Linked DNA regions of Homo sapiens: region 1 is linked to region 2. Evidence: read pairs that join two places in POLR2A ChIA-PET (ENCODE). Cell type or tissue: A673. All regions are shown on one strand. Each heading gives the region's core, and the rest is flanking DNA. Links, peaks and the distances in the headings are about the cores only.

Region 1 (8,296 bases), core at 1,897-5,896, 1.1 Mb before region 2:
GGATGGTCTCGATCTCCTGACCTCGTGATCCGCCCGCCTCGGCCTCCCAAAGTGCTGGGATTACAGGCGTGAGCCACCGCGCCCGGCCCAAAACACACTTCTTGTCTTTAAGGATCTTATGTTCTTGTAAAGGAAGCCTGCATGTACACAAATTACTGTTTATAAAGTACGATATAAAACTATTTCTAAATACACATGCAACCTCATGCTATGCCTTTTCTTTCCTGATATTTTGTGACTTTCTCAGTCTTTTTCCCCTAGCATTAAATGTTATACAGCATAGTCTAAATGAAATGTCACTTAATGCAAGTTAAAATATAAGAAGAAGCAAAAATCAAATTAGTAAGCAGTCTCCATTTTTTAAGCAACGAAAGAATGAAACTTTACAGGCGGCCTAAGAGTGACAAACAACCAACACAGAATTGCATGTATCTAGCAGGGCGTGGTGGCGCATGCCTGTGGTCTCAGCTACTTCGGAGGCCGATACAGGAGAATCACTTGAGCCCAGGAGGTTGAGGATGCAATGAGCTGTGTTTGCACCACTGCATTCCAGCCTGGGCTACAGAGCGAGACTCTGTTTCAACAACAACAACAAAAAAAAATTAATTAAAAAAATTTTATATACTTGCTTCAGTTTGCCTGCATTTTTCTTCCCTAAGGGACAGAGTCTCACTCTGTCACCCAGGCTGCAGTGCAGTGCCACAATCCTAGCTCACTAGCCTTAAACTCCTGGGCTCAATGGATCCTCCTGCGTTAGCCTCCAAGTAGCTGTGACCACAAATGTATGCCACCATGCCTGGCTTTTTTTTTTTAATTTGCCTGCAGATTCTTAGAGAACGTGGGTAAACTGTGCTAAAAGCTTCCTAATACATTAAGAAAGTTTGATGAAAGGTACTAAAACCAGAAACTTTTATTTTAGGAAGTAAACTTGTATCAACAAGAAAATTCCCTGTATTTCCAGGGATAATAATTCCTCATCTGCTTATTTGACCCTCACTTTCCTTTTAGACTTTATATCTTTCCGATTGAATGTATACATTTTTAACTCAGAAAAATAATCCACATGACTTTTAAGGTGTTCATCATGCCCATCTTTCACCATTGAAAATTAAACAAGTAAAGGAAGTCCAAGTACAAAGCTACCGCTATGTTTTCGGAGAGATTTGAAACAATCTATTTACACATGAATATTATTAACATCAAAAAATGTTTTGGCTCAGCATGTTGTTTAAGATGATTCTCTCAGTTCCAACCAATCTTCTAGTCCTAGCGGGCCAATTGCTCTACCAAAAAGGCACTGCATGCTGTCTACAAAGGCATGTCTCTCCCCATTCTTAAAACACACTTCCTCACTGGAGACCTCCTTGACTATGACACTTGTCAAATAATAATGGTACACATACAACTTAGGTTTCCTTACAGATAGCACGATTTTAAATTGTCCACGGTCCTTTCCTTCTGTGTATCCCAACACTTCGAGAATTCACCAGTTATGGTCACACACACTTATGGGAAGAAAAGTTTTGAACCAACCACGGTGAAGGACGCTTAAAACAGTGAGAAATAAACAAAAACAAACAAACAAAGCTAGCTACAATTGTACCTTGCTTTTACTCAATCATACAATCCTAAGAAGTTGGGTGAAAATCAAATGTAATAAAACAAACTCATCCTTTTCAAAAGACTTAGGAAATTGCACAAACCATTTCTCCTAATATCTAATTAATCTTTAGTATGCCATGGTTCCTGATAGCTTTAGTTTAAATTATACTTTCTATCAAAGAGTTAGTGACCTGTAATCATCTTTGAAATATGTAAATGAACTAAGGTGGCATTTTTACTGGTAAATCTTTTGTAAATTGTGGAAAAATCATTCTCTCTTATTTGCTCAATATATCCCAATTTCTCCTGTATTTGATTTTCCTAATGCATGGCACACAGCCAGTTGTGACATTTTCAGCTGGTGGACTTAATGAGTATATGATCCAAACAGCACGAGGGAAAAGCTGTGCCCAAAGGCACAACGGGCTTGTTGATGCCACCTACTGTGCATTTTGTTTTTCCAAGGTTATCCACATAATTGACTAAAACAGAGCTCCTGAAGCCTAATTGTATGATGATTCCTGAAGGCTGCCCACCTGCCAAGTGTATTCAGATAGCGCAGGGAAAAAAACAGAGACCGGTGTGGAGTGCTTGGCATTAGGAAGGTGGTTCCCATCAGCGTGGTGAACGAAAGGGTTGGCTTCAACAGAGAGAGGTGGTGTTTAATCAGAGCCTCACTGGGTTGTTGTTGTTGTTGACCAAACTAATTACAACAGGTAGTGATGGCAGGATAGAGAAACTTTACCAAGAATGAAGTAGAGTCCATCCAGCCGATCTGGGAAAATTCCAGGCATGCTGAAAAAGTGAAGAGGGTTTTGGCCCCACAGCCATAACAACAAAAATCTTTAGGAATGTGGCAAAGAAAGACTTCAGAAACACAACAAGGCCATGAATAGGCCAGGGGCCATGGAGGGTGAGCAGGGCGCAGCTCTGGGCTACCCAGCTCATCTACAACAGGTTAGACACATGAGAGCAAGGCAGAATCAGCTCTGGATGCTGCTGTTCTGCCAAACCATGAGAAGCAGCTATGCTAGCTGTAGAAAGCACAAAAGTCTGGCCGGCCCTGACTGCCAGGTGACCTCAGACAGAGTGACCATTACTGATTCCTGTTCAGACACCAGCTGGTGCCACTGGCCCCATTCGCATCCCATCCAACCTGTGATCAGTTTCCTGGAGTGATGCTGAAGCTCCTGTGTGGTCTCTCTTCTCCCTTTTTCCTCTGCAGGCCATGGATTGACCAGTCCTGTGAGGTTATGCCCAGACCCTCCCCAGCTCTGGCCCTTCTGCCACTTCCCCTCTCTCTGCCTCCCTAGAGCTCTGCTTCTGTCTCTACACTCTGGGTAGCCTTTCTCATCTGTAAAATGAGTGGCTTAGACTAGATGATCTTAAAGTTCCTTCCCATTCTAACATTCTGTGATTCTTGGATGTTATAAATTCCCAGAATCATAAAATTTAGAGTTGAAGGAACTTCAGAAGTCATCTATTCAACCTCCTACTCAACCTAGGCTAACCTAGCCAGAATTAATACGCTTTGAAGGTTCTATGTAGTTGTTTTTGGCTAGCTGAATATGGCAATAATCAAAGCTTAAAACTTTCAATATAAAGCATGAAAAAAATACATATATATATAAGATTTTTGAAACATTTAAGAAAAGATTTGAAGGAACTGAAGCCCATTGAGCAGCATGTTTTATTGCTTAGAAGTTGGTATCTAAGCAGCAATTCCCAATCTTTGCTTTCACAATATCAGGGGCATATTAAAAAATCATAAGGGATGTCAGAAAATCCTCCAAAAAAAACTAATTTTCAATTTATTATTATGTTTATAAACATATAAGGCAGGGTGATGGGGTGTCACAACAACATCAAATAAACAAAGCCATCAAATAAACAAAGAGAATAAAGAGTATAAAGGGGAAATACAGTTATATTTTGACATGCATGCAAGAAAAATTAAAAAGAACGTCATCTGTTCTTAAAGAGTAGGTTTCAGTGGCAAGCTCCTTTTCAAAATTAATTTTGATCTGTGATAACAAACATACTCTCTCTCTTCAAAAGAATTATTTTCTTCATAGAACCTATGCCAACTACCATAATACAGATCTTGAAGAAATCATTGGATGTATTTAAGAAACAAGTACTTAAAACAATAACTTTTGTGTTTTATTATTAATTACTTAAAGGGGTAAATTCATAAATAAATAAGAGATATACCATCCTTAAAGTTTGGAAGATTCATTAGTGTTAATATATCAATTCTCCCCCAATTGATGTATAGATTTAGTATGATTCCAGTAAAAATCCTAGCAGATTTATTTTTATGGAAATTGACAAGCCGATGCTAAAATTTATAAGGAAATGCAAAGAACCTAGAATAGTTAAGACCACTTTGGAGAATACGCACTTACTATATTGCTACAGTAATTAGTATTGACACAAGGATACATATGAAACAGAGCAAGAATCCACTGGGAGGCCGAGGTGACGGATCACCTGGGGCCAGGAGTTCAAGACCAGCCTGGCCAACATACCGAAACCCCATCTCTACTAAAAATACAAAAAAATTACCCAGGCATGGTAGCAAACACCCATAATCTCAGCTACTCAAGAGGCTGAGGCATGAGAATTGCCTGAACCTGGGAGGCAGAGGTTGCAGTGAGCCTAGATCACGCCACTGCACTCCAGCCTAGGCAACAGAGTGAGACTGCCTTAAAAAAAAAAAAAAAAAAAAGCAGGAGTCCAGAAGAAGAACCACACAAACATGTTCACCTAGTTTACAACAAAGGCAACAATGAAATTCAAAGAAGGAAATGTCTTTTCAATAAATTGGGCTGGATCATTAACAGCCATACTGGGGCACCGGGGGTGGGCGAGGTGGAACAAACAACAATAACAAATCTTGATGCTATCCACACCAAACACAAACATTAATTGGAAATTGATTGCAGGCCTAAATGTGAAAGATAAAACACAGCTTCTAGTAGGAAATGTAAAAAAAAAAAAGAAAAAAATTCACAATCTTAAAGTAAGCAGATTTCTTAAACAGACACGAAAAGCAATTATCATAAAAGATTGGTAAATTTTACTTCATTAAAATTAAGAACTTATATTTATTAAAACTATCAATCAGAGAGTAAAAAGGAAAACTGAAAATTAAGGGAAGATATTTTCATACATATGTGTGATGAAGGATTGTATCCAAAATATATTTTAAAACCTACAAACCAATAAAAAAGACAACCCAATTTAAAAAGTGAACAAAAAGTTGAATTGCATGGTATGTAAATTATATCCCAATAAAGTTGTTATTTTTAAAAAATGATCAAAAAATTTGCAAAAGACTTCTCAAAAGAGGATATCTAATTGGCCAATGAATATATTTTTAAAAGTGCTCAACATCACTAATCATCAGGAAAATGCAAATTAAAACCACAATGAGATATCCACTCACCAGAAGGGCTAAAACTAAAAGACTGACAATATCAAGTTTTAGTGAGGACATAGAGCAATTAGATTTCTCATGCCTTGCTGGCAGGAGAAAACTGGTAGTGTCTACCCAAGCTGAACATACACATATCCTATGACCTACAAATTCCTCTCTTAGGAGTAAGTGCATATGTTGAACACATGATATGAACAAGACAATTACAGTAATTGTATTCAAAATAGTCTTAAATTGAAATAATCCAAATGCTCATTAATAATATAATGGATACATAAATTTTGATACAATATATCCTGTAATCCAATACACATAGCATTAAAAAAAGAACCAACTGCACACATAACAACATCAATGACTCAAACCAAAATAATAAGGAGCTAAGGAGGCCAGACAGAAAAGGATACATACAATATGGTTTCATCTTTATGATGTACAAGAATGGATACAACCAACCAACAAAGATAGAAGTCACACTAGTAGTTACCTTTAGTGGGTACAAGTGAGGATGCTGTCTGGTTCTGGAAATGTTATATCATCACCTGAGTGGTTATTACATGAGTATATCAACCTACAGATTTAAAATTTGTGCACTATATAAGTTTTAAATAAACAAATAAAATTATTCCACTGCACTTTGTGATGATGCACACTATGTTTTAATTACATATCACACCTTCCAGGGCCTAATACCATGCCTGGACAGTAAGTATTTACTGAATTTAATTAAACTGACCAGGTATTTCCATTTGTATCAACTTAACTAGATGATTTTTAGAATAATATGTCTGATTTGCTAATAGAAGAACTATGGCTGTGCACTTCCTGAAGACTCCTTTAAAATTCCCAGTGCATTCACTTATATTTAAAATATCTGGCTTCTTTTTCCCCAAAAAAGGGAGCTAGGAGGATTTGCATACTGAAAAACAAACAAAAATGACCCATTTGCAGGATTTAACAAGATTCAAATCAAAGAAGCAAAGGAAGAGGAAACAAAGAAAGGTGCTGTTGTGGCGCCCTAGAAAGCAGATGCTCATTAGGGCTCAGGCACAGATTACTATCACAATGTACTTATCTCAACATGCTATCGTCAGACCACACAGTCAAATCAAATTTTGAAGGCTCAAAGGATGTGTACTGAAGAACATCCTGTACTGCTGAAACATGTATTTGAATTTTGTGACAGAGACAGAGAGAGGTAGAAAAGAACACCAGATATCACCCACTGTCATTTTAAATCCTATTTGTAGGTTAAAAAATAATCTCTCTTAAAAAAAAAAAAAAGCAAACAAAATCAAGGTTAAAGATTTCTTCTGCTAAACTTAAAGTCTGATAAACAATTACCAAATAAGAAACACATCTTTTTTTAGGTTTTTGCCAATTGAAAAAACACAACTTTTTTGTGATTATTTTTTAGGTAAAGAATAATTAGTATTCAAAAAGTAGAAAAAATGGTTATAAGTAATTTTCAATTTTAGTATGGGTTAAGAAAAAAATGTAAACTGCTTGCTATTTGACTTTATCACATTTAAGTTTCAATCTCATTAGGAGTATACATTTATCATAAAAATACTTCCTATTATGCTAATTAAGTACTTTTGTTCAAAGTATTACATCATGTCTATGGTTCCATAGCACACTTATACGTTACCAAATAAAATTTTATTTAAAATTTCCATATAAAATTGGATAAAGAATCAGAAGAGAAAACCCAAATCAGGGGCAATTGTTAGCAAATACTTAATCATAATCTACAGCATTAAGAGGTAGTAAAGATTTTTTAGCCAAATTTTGTCAGACCCACTTGGTCCCTGATTCCGGCAGATGGAGTGGGAGTAGCTTATACGATGGTCACACTGGTGCATCTACCACTATCACACACACCTGTTAGTGGACAGAAGTCAGTCCAGAGTGGCTTAACTCTAAGAGTACAAGAAGCAAATTGGAGAACAGGAGTGAAGAAGAGAGAAAGTAAACACACTTTGAAACTGTTCAGACCCTTGCTGGATAGGGGTATGGACCTCATGCCACCCAAGCCCACTCTGCAGGACACTGGCTTTTGTGCAGCTCTTCATCACAGAGTCTGTTGAGCTACAACCCAGAAAAAAAACATGAAGGGATCTCTGGTCTGTCTGATTCATCCTCTTAAGCATAGATTTGTTCAGTATTTGTCTTCCTTCCAGGATAAAATTCTTTTTTTTTTTTTTTTTTAAGAGACGGTGTCTCACTATGTTGCCCAGGCTGGTCTGGAACTCTTGGCTTCAAGCAATCCTCCCCCATCGGCCTCCCAAAGTGTTGGAATTATAGGCATAGCCACTGCTCCCCACCCTGGGTAAGATTCTTAACCTGTGCTCCACAGGCTGATTCTAGGTAAACATTTGAGGCTAATAAAAATGTACGCCATAGGCCGGCGCGGTGGCTCATGCCTGTAATCCCAGCACTTTGGGAGGCCGAGGCGGGCAGATTACGAGGTCAGCAGATCGAGACCATCCTGGCTAACACGGTGAAACCCCGCCTCTACTAAAAATCCAAAAAATTAGCCGGACGTGGTGGCGGGCGCCTGTAGTCCCAGCTACTCGGGATGCTGAGGCAGGAGAATGGCGTGAACCCGGGAGGCGGAGCTTGCAGTGAGCCGAGATCGCGCCACTGCACTCCAGCCTGGGCGACAGAGCGAGCGAGACTCCGTCACAACAACAACAACAACAAAAAAATGTACGCCATCATCGGATTCTCAAGGAGGTCTAGGGTCTGGGGATTCCCTAAAAAGTTACGAAGCATTGGCCGGGCGCGGTGGCTCACGCCTGTAATCCCAGCACTTTGGGAGGCCCGGGGCGGGCGGATCACGAGGTCAGGAGATCGAGACCATCCTGGCTAACATGGTGAAACCCCGCCTCTACTGAAAATACAAAAAATTAGCCGGGCATGGTGGCGGGCGCCTGTAGTCCCAGCTACTCAGGAGGCTGAGGCAGGAGAATGGCGTGAACCCGGGAGGCGGAGCTTGCAGTAAGCTGAGATTGTGCCACTGCACCCCAGCCTGGGCGACAGAGCAAGACTCCGTCTCAAAAAAAAAAAAAAATTTACGAAGCATCAACGAACCAGGAAAAGGTAAAAAGAGAATTGGAAGAGATAGACAGAATTTTTACTTTGTCTTTTTGTTTCCTTCTGGTTGCCAGCCTCAAGAGATGTTTGCTTGATTCAGGGCTGAAGGAGAGTAAAGAAAAGCTGTGAGGCTGTAGTAATCTAGTAGTGGTA
Region 2 (8,296 bases), core at 2,063-6,062:
TTGTGGTAGTTTTGTCATATATTTATTACTGCCTATGTTATAAACTCCATATGACACTGATAATATTTTTGCTTTAAACAGTTACCTGTTAAGAGTTTTTAAAGATAAGAAAAAGCTTGTTTTACACATACCGCATATTGACCATTTCCAGTACTTCAATTCTTTGTGTAGATCTACTTTTCCATGTGATATCTTTCTTTCTTTTTGAGTAGCTCCCTTTAACTTAATTTCTTGTACTGATGGTCATTTAATAACCTCCTTAAAGTTTTGTATTTTGTCAGATGTATTTTATATTTGTCTTTGCTTTTTATTGAACAGTTTTATTGAGGTATAATTTGCATCCATAAATTTACCACTTTTAAGAATACAATTCAATGATTTTTAGTGTATTTAAAGGGCTGCGCAACCACCACCACATTCTTACTTTAGAAAGTCTCCATCACCCTGAAGAGAAACTTCATTTTCATTTGTGGTCATTCCCACCCTGTCTTAGGCAATCACTTATCTACTTTTTGTCTCTAGATTTGAATTTACTGGATGTTTTGTATAAGTAGAATCATACCGCATGTGGTCTTTTGTATGTGACTTCTTTCACTTAGCATAATGTTTCTGAGGTTCATTCATGTTGTACTGTGTATCAGTACTTCATTTTTTATTATAAAAAAGTATTACATTGTAATACCCCTTTTTGTTTATAATTTTTCAGTTGCTGTCTGGCATTTGTGTTGTTTCCACTTTTTGCCTACTATGACTTGTGCTACTATTAATATTTGGATACCGTTCTTTGTGTGGATAGATGTTTTCACTTTGGGGGAAATACCTAATTGTCTTACCTAGGTTGGTAAAATTCTGGATATACATCTTGGAGTGAAATTGCTGGGTTATATGGTAAATTTATGTTTAACATTTTAAGAAATTGCCAAACTTTTTCAAGGTGTCTGCACCATTTTACAGTCCCAATAGCAACATATAGTGCTCCAATTTCTCCACAGCCTTCCAACTGTTATTATCAGTCTTTCTGATTATAGCCATTCTAGAGAATGTGAACTGGTATGTCACTGTGGTTTTGATTTGCACTTTCCTAATGACTAGGGATGTTGGACATCTTTTAATGTGCTTACTGGCTATTAACATATCTTTTCTGGGGGGAATATATCGATTCAAATATTTTGTCCTTTCTTATTGAGTTTTAGGAGTTCTTTATAGATTATAGATGAGTCCCTTATAAGATCTATAATTTGCAAATGTTTTCTGTCTGTCTAGATCATGTCTTTTTATTTGCTTGATAGTGTCTTTTGGAACACAAAAAGTCTACATTATTTTTTTCTTTTATTATTTGTTCTTTTGGTGTCCTATCTAAAAATCGTTGCTTAACCAAAAGTCATGAAGATTTGCCCTTATGTTTTCTTCTAAGAAGTTTTGTGGTTTCAGTTCTTACACACAGGTCCATGATTTATTTTTCATTAATTTTCGTGTATGGCATAAGGCAAGGGTTCAAATTAGTCCTTTTGCATGTAGATATCTAATTGTTTTAGAATGAGTTGTTGAAAAGACCCTGTCTTCCCCATTGAACTGTCTTGCACCTTTTAAGAAGTATGTTTCGTATATAATATGAAAGTTAACTTTATTCCTGGACTTTCAATTCTATTTTATCTATCTATCTATCTATCTATCTATCTATCTATCTATCTATCTATCTATCTATCTTCCTATGCCAGTACCACATTATCTTGATTATTGTAGCTTTAGAGTGAGCTTTGAGATTAAGATGTGTAAGTACCCCAAACTACTTGTTTTATTTTAGATATTCTGTTTTAGATATTCTGTTTCCTTTGAATTTTCATATGAATTTTAGGTTTGCCTTGTCAATTTCTGCCAAAAAAAAGCCTCCTGGGAGTTTGATAGAAATTGCCTTAAAATTTCTATCTAAAAGAAGTCAATTAGATTTATTGCCTTAGATTTATAAGATGTAATATTACCATCTTAACAAGAAGATATCTTAACAAAGTCTTCTGATTCATGAACATGGAATGTCTCTTCCTTTATTTAGATATTCTTTAATTTTTTTTTAACTTGTAAGTTCAGAGGTACAAGTGCAGGTTTGTTACATAGGTAAACTTGTGTCATGGGGGTTTGTTGTATAGATTATTTCATTACCCAGGTATTAAGCCAAATACCCATTACTTATTTTTGCTGATCCTCTCCCTCTTTCCCACTCTCCAACCTCTGAAAGGCCCCAGTTTGTGTTGTTCCCCTCTCTGTGTCCATGTGTTCTCATCATTTAGCTTCCACTTCTAAATGAGAACATGCAGTATTTGGTTTTCTGTTCCTGCATTTGTTTGCTAAGGATAATGGACTCCAGCTCCATCCATGTCCCTGCAAAGGACATGATCTCATTCTTTTTTATGGTTGCATAGTATTCCATGGTGCATATGTACCACATTTTCTTTATCCAGTCTACCACTGATGGACATTTAGGTGGATTACATGTTTTTGCTATTGTGAATAGTTCTGCAGTGAACATATGCATACAAGTGTCTTTATAATAGAATGATTTCTATTCCTTCGGGTATATACTCAGTAATGGGATTGCTGGGTTGAATGGTATTTCTGTCTTTAGGTTTTTGAGGAGTCACCACACTGTCTTCTACAATGGCTGAACTAATTTACACTCCCACCAACAGTGTATAAGGTTTCCTTTTTCTCCAAAACCTCACCAGCGCCTGTTATTCTTTTACTCTTTAATAATAGTCATTCTGACTGGTGTGAGATCCTATCTAATTGTGGTTTTGGTTTGCATTTCTGTAATGGTCAGTGATGTTGAACTTTTTTTCATATGATTGTTGGCCACATGTATGTCTTCTTTTGAGAAGTGTCTGTTCATGTCCTTTGCCCACTTTTTAATGTTTTTTTTTTTTCCCTTGTAAATTTAAGTTCCTTATGGGTGCTGGATACTAGACCTTTGTTAGATGTGGAGTTTGCAAAATTTTTCTCCCATTCTGTAAGTTGTCTTTTTACTCTGTTGATAGTTTCTTTTGCTGTGCAGAAGCTCTCTGCTTTAATTAGATTCCATTTGTCAAGTTTTGCTTTTGTTGCATTCTGTAGGTTGTCTTTTTACTCTGCTGATAGTTTCTTTTGCTGTGAAGAAGCTCTTCAGTTTAATTAGATACTATTTGCCATTTTTTGCTTTTGTCACAATTGCTTTTGGTGTCTTTGTCATGAAATATTTGCCCTTTCCTATGTCCAGAATGATATTACCTAGGTTGTCTTCCATGGTTTTTATAGTTTTGAGTTTTACATTTAAGTCTTTAATCCATCTTGAGTTAACATTTGTATATTATGTAAGGGAGGGATCCAGTTTCAATCTTCTCCATATGGCTAGCCAGTTATCCCAGCACCATTTGCTTAACAGGGAGTCCTTTCCCCCTTCCTTGTTTTTTTTTTTTTTCAGCTTTGTTGAAGATCAGATTGATTTTCAGCTTTGTTGAAGAAGGTGTGTGGCCTTATTTCTGGGCTCTTTATTTTTTTCCATTGGTCTATGTGTTTGTTTTTATACTAGTACCATGCTATTTTGGTTACTGCAGCCTTGTAGTACAGTTTGAAGTCAGGTAGTGTGATGCTACCAGCTTTGTTTTTTTCGCTTAGGATTGTCTTGGTTATTTGGGCTCTTTTTTGTTTCCAAGTGAATTTTAAATTAGTTTTTTTCTAGTTTTTGTGAAGAATGGAATTGGTAGTTTGATAGAGATAGCATTGAATCTATAAATTGCTTTGGACAGTATGTATGCCAGATAATTTTTTAGTAGTTGCTAAACTAATTGTGCATTGTACTCTATCGAGTACTGAAAATTCTTTTATTCCTATAAATATTCTGGAGCTTCTTTTTTTTTCATGATACAGTTAAGTTACTTGGAAGTAGCTTGATCTTTTCAAACATTGCTATTAGGCTTGGTTAGTTAGAAACAGAGAAGCCTTTAGACTAGGCCTCATTTTCCTTATTCCTGAGGCAATAAATTTCTGAGTAGTCTAGCCAATGTCCTGTGATTTGCAGGGTTTTCCACTCGGCTGATGGGAACATTAGTATTCCTGGCACTGCTTGAGTCCTGAGGATTATGATAATTCCTTTGCTTCCTTTGCTCTGTGCAAGTGATTTCTTCAATGCCCCATCTCCACCCCATTCAAGTAGTTTCTTCATACACCAGTGTTTAGCATTATGGAGCTGAAGACTGGAGAGATCCTTTGCATCTCTCTCTCTCTGTGCATCTCTCTTCTCTTTGGTATCTGCTTTGCTAAACCTGGGCCTGTCTGGACTCCCAGCTTCATCTCTTCAACTCAAGAAGAGCATCAAAGTCTGCCTGGATTTCCTTTTCTTGTACTACAGGCGTAGCAGCTGGGGCACTCAGAGAGCTCAGTTTGTATTTTGCATTCAGGGATTACGGTTCTGCATTCCTTTATGTCAAATGTCCAAAAACCATTGTTTCATATATTTTGTCCAAGTGTTATGTATTAATAGTTTCATGCAGTAGGGCAAATTGGGTCACTGTCACTCCATAATGACTGGAAGTGGAAGTGGAGCTTATATTTTTCTAGGAAGAAACAGTAAATAAAAAAAATGAATAATGCAAATTCAGATTTGGGTTGTTTAGAGAGTGTTCAGGGAACACCTCTCTGAGGACTGAATTTCAGCTTGAGACCTGAGTGGTGAGAAGGAGCAAGCCATTCAAAGATCTGGAGGCATAGGAATCTGGCGTAGGGTAAAAATCTGGCATGCGTTAATTGCTTTATTTCCCAGAGTATCTAGCACTTTGCTTGTCACAATGTAGCTTGTATACCGGCAGTAATGCATTACCATGGATCTTTTGAGAAGTACAGAATCTCAGCTCCCATTTCAGAGCTACTAAACTGGAATCTACATTTAACAAGAATCCCAAGTGGCTCATATGCACAGAGCACCAGTTTTGTTTATTTTTTTGGGAGAATAAATTGAGAAAGGTTTAGTGTTTTATCTTTGCACAGAGTTATCACACTAAATAAGTATTTGAGGAGTATAAAAAGAATAACTATGTGTTGAAAATAAAAAGCTTCCAGAATGAAAAACAAGTAATAAGTATTTATTGAGAATAAAAAGCTTCCAGGTCAAGTATGATGTGTACTACCAATCCTTTATTAGAAAATTACATTGAATAGAAACTTAATCAGTTTTGTAAGATTAGCCCATTTGCTAGATAATGTAGTTCTTCAAACTCCAAACTCATCAGTTGTCAAGTCTTTGGAATATGTTTTATAAATATTCCATAACTATCAACATGTCCGTACTATAGAAATTTTATCATAGGGTAATGGTTAATGAAGGGTGATTGGCTTTGGAATCAGAATTGTTTGCTGGTCATTTTGACCTGGGGGGCAAGACACTTAAGTTCTTTGAGTTTCAGTTTTCCTATAAAAATGTAATCAGCATGTTTCTGGACCTTTCCAGTCTGTGGCAATAAAATGAAGTGACACTTTCCTTTAATGCCTCTATTAGGCAGGATTCTTCTGATTGTAAGAGACGGATATCCAGTTTAAATTAGCTTAGGAAAAAGGATTATTGGCTTTGGTGATCAAACCACAGGAAGTGCTGGATTGTGTCTAGATCTCAGCAGTAATTATCATTTGTCACTCATTACATTTATCCTCAGTTATTTTCTGTGATTTAGATTCATTGTCCCCCAGGGATTTTTCTTCTGGTGAGAGACATGGTCTCCACTTGCTCTAAAACTTTAAATTTCCTCCATCAGAGAGGTTTGGAGACTAGGTATGTCTCCTACCAAGTTGAAGAATCCAGGGAAAGAGCACTGATACTGATTGGTACACATGGGATCAGATGCCCATCCCTGAACCAATAAAGTCTGACTGAATGAAAGGTTAGGTGTGACATTTTCTAGAAGGAAAGGACTGATCTTCATGATTGGCAAAACAATACATTTTCAGTATGAGATCCAAAATATTACTACAAATTTTCATCCCATAGATAGGGTAGTTACATTTTTTTCTGCTGGTTTCCTTCACTGAGTTAATGTGTGAGACTACCAAAAGAATTTTAGTATCTTCCATTAATCTGTCTTATTGGTTCTTTATGCACCCTTCCAGTTGTCCACACTCTCAATCATTGTTATTCCAGAGATACAGTGATGATTAAAGACAGTCTCATAATTGTCCAAGCTGTTTCCTCATATTAATTTGTTCACATGTGGTATCACGTGTCAGGGCAAGCTCAATTCCCACCAAAGAGAATCTATAGGAATCCTGGACCCAGAGTCCTAAATCCTCAACTATTATTTCAGAGAAACTCCTTTTCATGCCCACTCCAAAGCCTGCCCCATGATGGCTAACAGAATTCTTTCAGAGGAATTCTCATCCACACCCACAGGTATGGTTGAATCTCCATTACTCAGACAAGAAAATGGAAATATTGAACATTATACTTCTAAAACTCTGTGTTATTTATTCATAAATAACACTATGTGGCTAATATGAATGGATATGTAGGACATCTTTCTCTTGTTCTAGGACATCTTTCTCTTGTTCTAGCAGGGCACAGTCAGGCTAAAGATGAATTCAGTTTACATTGTTTAAACATTACACATCTGAATCTTCAACACCAATATTCATATTTATCGTGACTTCACAGATTTCTTCATGAAGATTCTCTCAAAATATGTCTTATTCTTAAGAACAGCAACTGATGGAAACCCCCCTGTGCTAGTTTTATAAAATGAAGAAGGCCAAATTAAGTTTTTCTTCACCAGCCATATCAATGAAGTCAGTAATAATATCTTGTTTGGGTAATCAAAATAGATACCATATGGGTAGTCTTTAAAGTGTTCTATTTTTGTGGTATGGGTAAGTTGTGGTGGTTATGTATTGTAGAAGCAATTTATCAGATGAGACTCTTGACTGTGCCTGTGATTTATCATCTATTATAGTTCCATAGAGTTAAGGTGGCATTCATTCATTTATTCATTTAACTGATTTTTTCAGGCTTTCATTCACTTATTGAAAAATTTTATTGAATTCCTATTATGCATTCAGCAGCATGATAGACCCTGGGAAAACAGGGAACAAGACAGATTTAGTCTATACTATCATAGAACATAGACGGTAGTGGAATCTTTTGAATGAAGCCCCAAATCACTATCTGTTTTTCCTCTTGGTGGAAAAACACACCTAAAAATTCTTCCATGCTTTCATGAAGAGAGCTGCATTGTTGTTATCCCTGATGTCCTGACCTGACTCTGGGAATTATACTTAGTTTACCATAATGGTTCGTTCATTCATTCAGCTGAATGGCATTCTTTGCTTCCTTTCTCCAGCAGATCTATGTCTACCAGACCACAGGAATTAACATTTCATGGTGAGAGAACTGATACCATGATACAGTTTAAAAATATTTGTGTCCTTCTTATGTAATCAGGCATTTTAATAAAGGAAATAACTCCTATTTATTGCTGATTACACCACTAAACTCTTTTCCCAGTGGATGTTCTAGTGGAAAAAAAATGATTTGCTGCTAAAAATGATTTGCTGTTTATTTTGTACATGTTCTTGAAGTATTTTGAGACATTATTGTTATGCTGTTGTAATTTGACTTGAATGAGTCCAATAGTAATTGTTATATTAACTTGCTATTCACAGGGAAGTAAAAAGAAACACAAATAGGATATGGTGAAACAACCTGAGAAAACAAGATAATCTACATATTTTCATTTTACTTGTGTAGATTGCAAAGTAAACAATAACTAATTTCTTTTTCTGAGCCCATTTCTCCCTCTACCTCCTGCCCTAATTCTTTGTTCCTCTTTTCCAATCTTCTGGAGTACAATTGTTGATACTCCAATTTCTCTCATCCTATTGTTTCTTAAATTGTCCTCTCTCACTCTGTTGAACTGCTCTTGTGAAAGTCCACAACAACTTTTTTGTTTCTACATATAAGTTCTCAGTACTCATCTGTCTCAGGCAATGGAAATGCCATCCTTCAACTTTCTCAGACCAAAAACCTTGGCATCATCCTTGATTTCTCTTTTTCTCCTTTATCCCACATTGCATCCTTCAGCAAATACGGTTGGCTGTACCTGCAGAAACACATCCACAATTCTACCATTTCTCACCTGCTTCAGGTCTTTACCATTTCTTGCTTTTTACTGGTTTCTCTGCTTCCTCCCTTACTCTGCTCTGTCTATTCTTACTTGTTCTCCTTGTCTGGAAAACTGATTCAACCATATAGCTTCATTGCCCACTACTTCACTTCCCTCAGATCTTT

The links. ChIA-PET counts read pairs that join two places held together with the same protein. Peaks named below come from ENCODE experiments on the same cell type or tissue, not always from the same donor. Only the 100,000 strongest peaks of a DNase experiment are listed, where the experiment ranks them.
Region 1: POLR2A ChIA-PET joins it to region 2 with 7 read pairs; 1 of 35 experiments calls an interaction of 5 or more read pairs at or near these places.

The regions. Positions count from the first base shown.
Region 1 is chr2:160,476,766-160,485,061 of GRCh38, forward strand. All of the region lies in intron 1 of RBMS1 (RNA binding motif single stranded interacting protein 1), which reads right to left. Among named protein-coding and RNA genes, the nearest start is that of RBMS1, 13 kb to the right of the region's middle. RefSeq lists an enhancer at 13-512. In A673, for the core only: no CTCF peak of the experiment used is centred there; no DNase peak of the experiment used is centred there; H3K27ac peaks cover 26 bases.
Region 2 is chr2:161,606,020-161,614,315 of GRCh38, forward strand. No RefSeq gene overlaps it. Among named protein-coding and RNA genes, the nearest start is that of SLC4A10, 14 kb to the right of the region's middle. In A673, for the core only: no CTCF peak of the experiment used is centred there; DNase peaks (open chromatin) are centred at 4,102 and 5,642.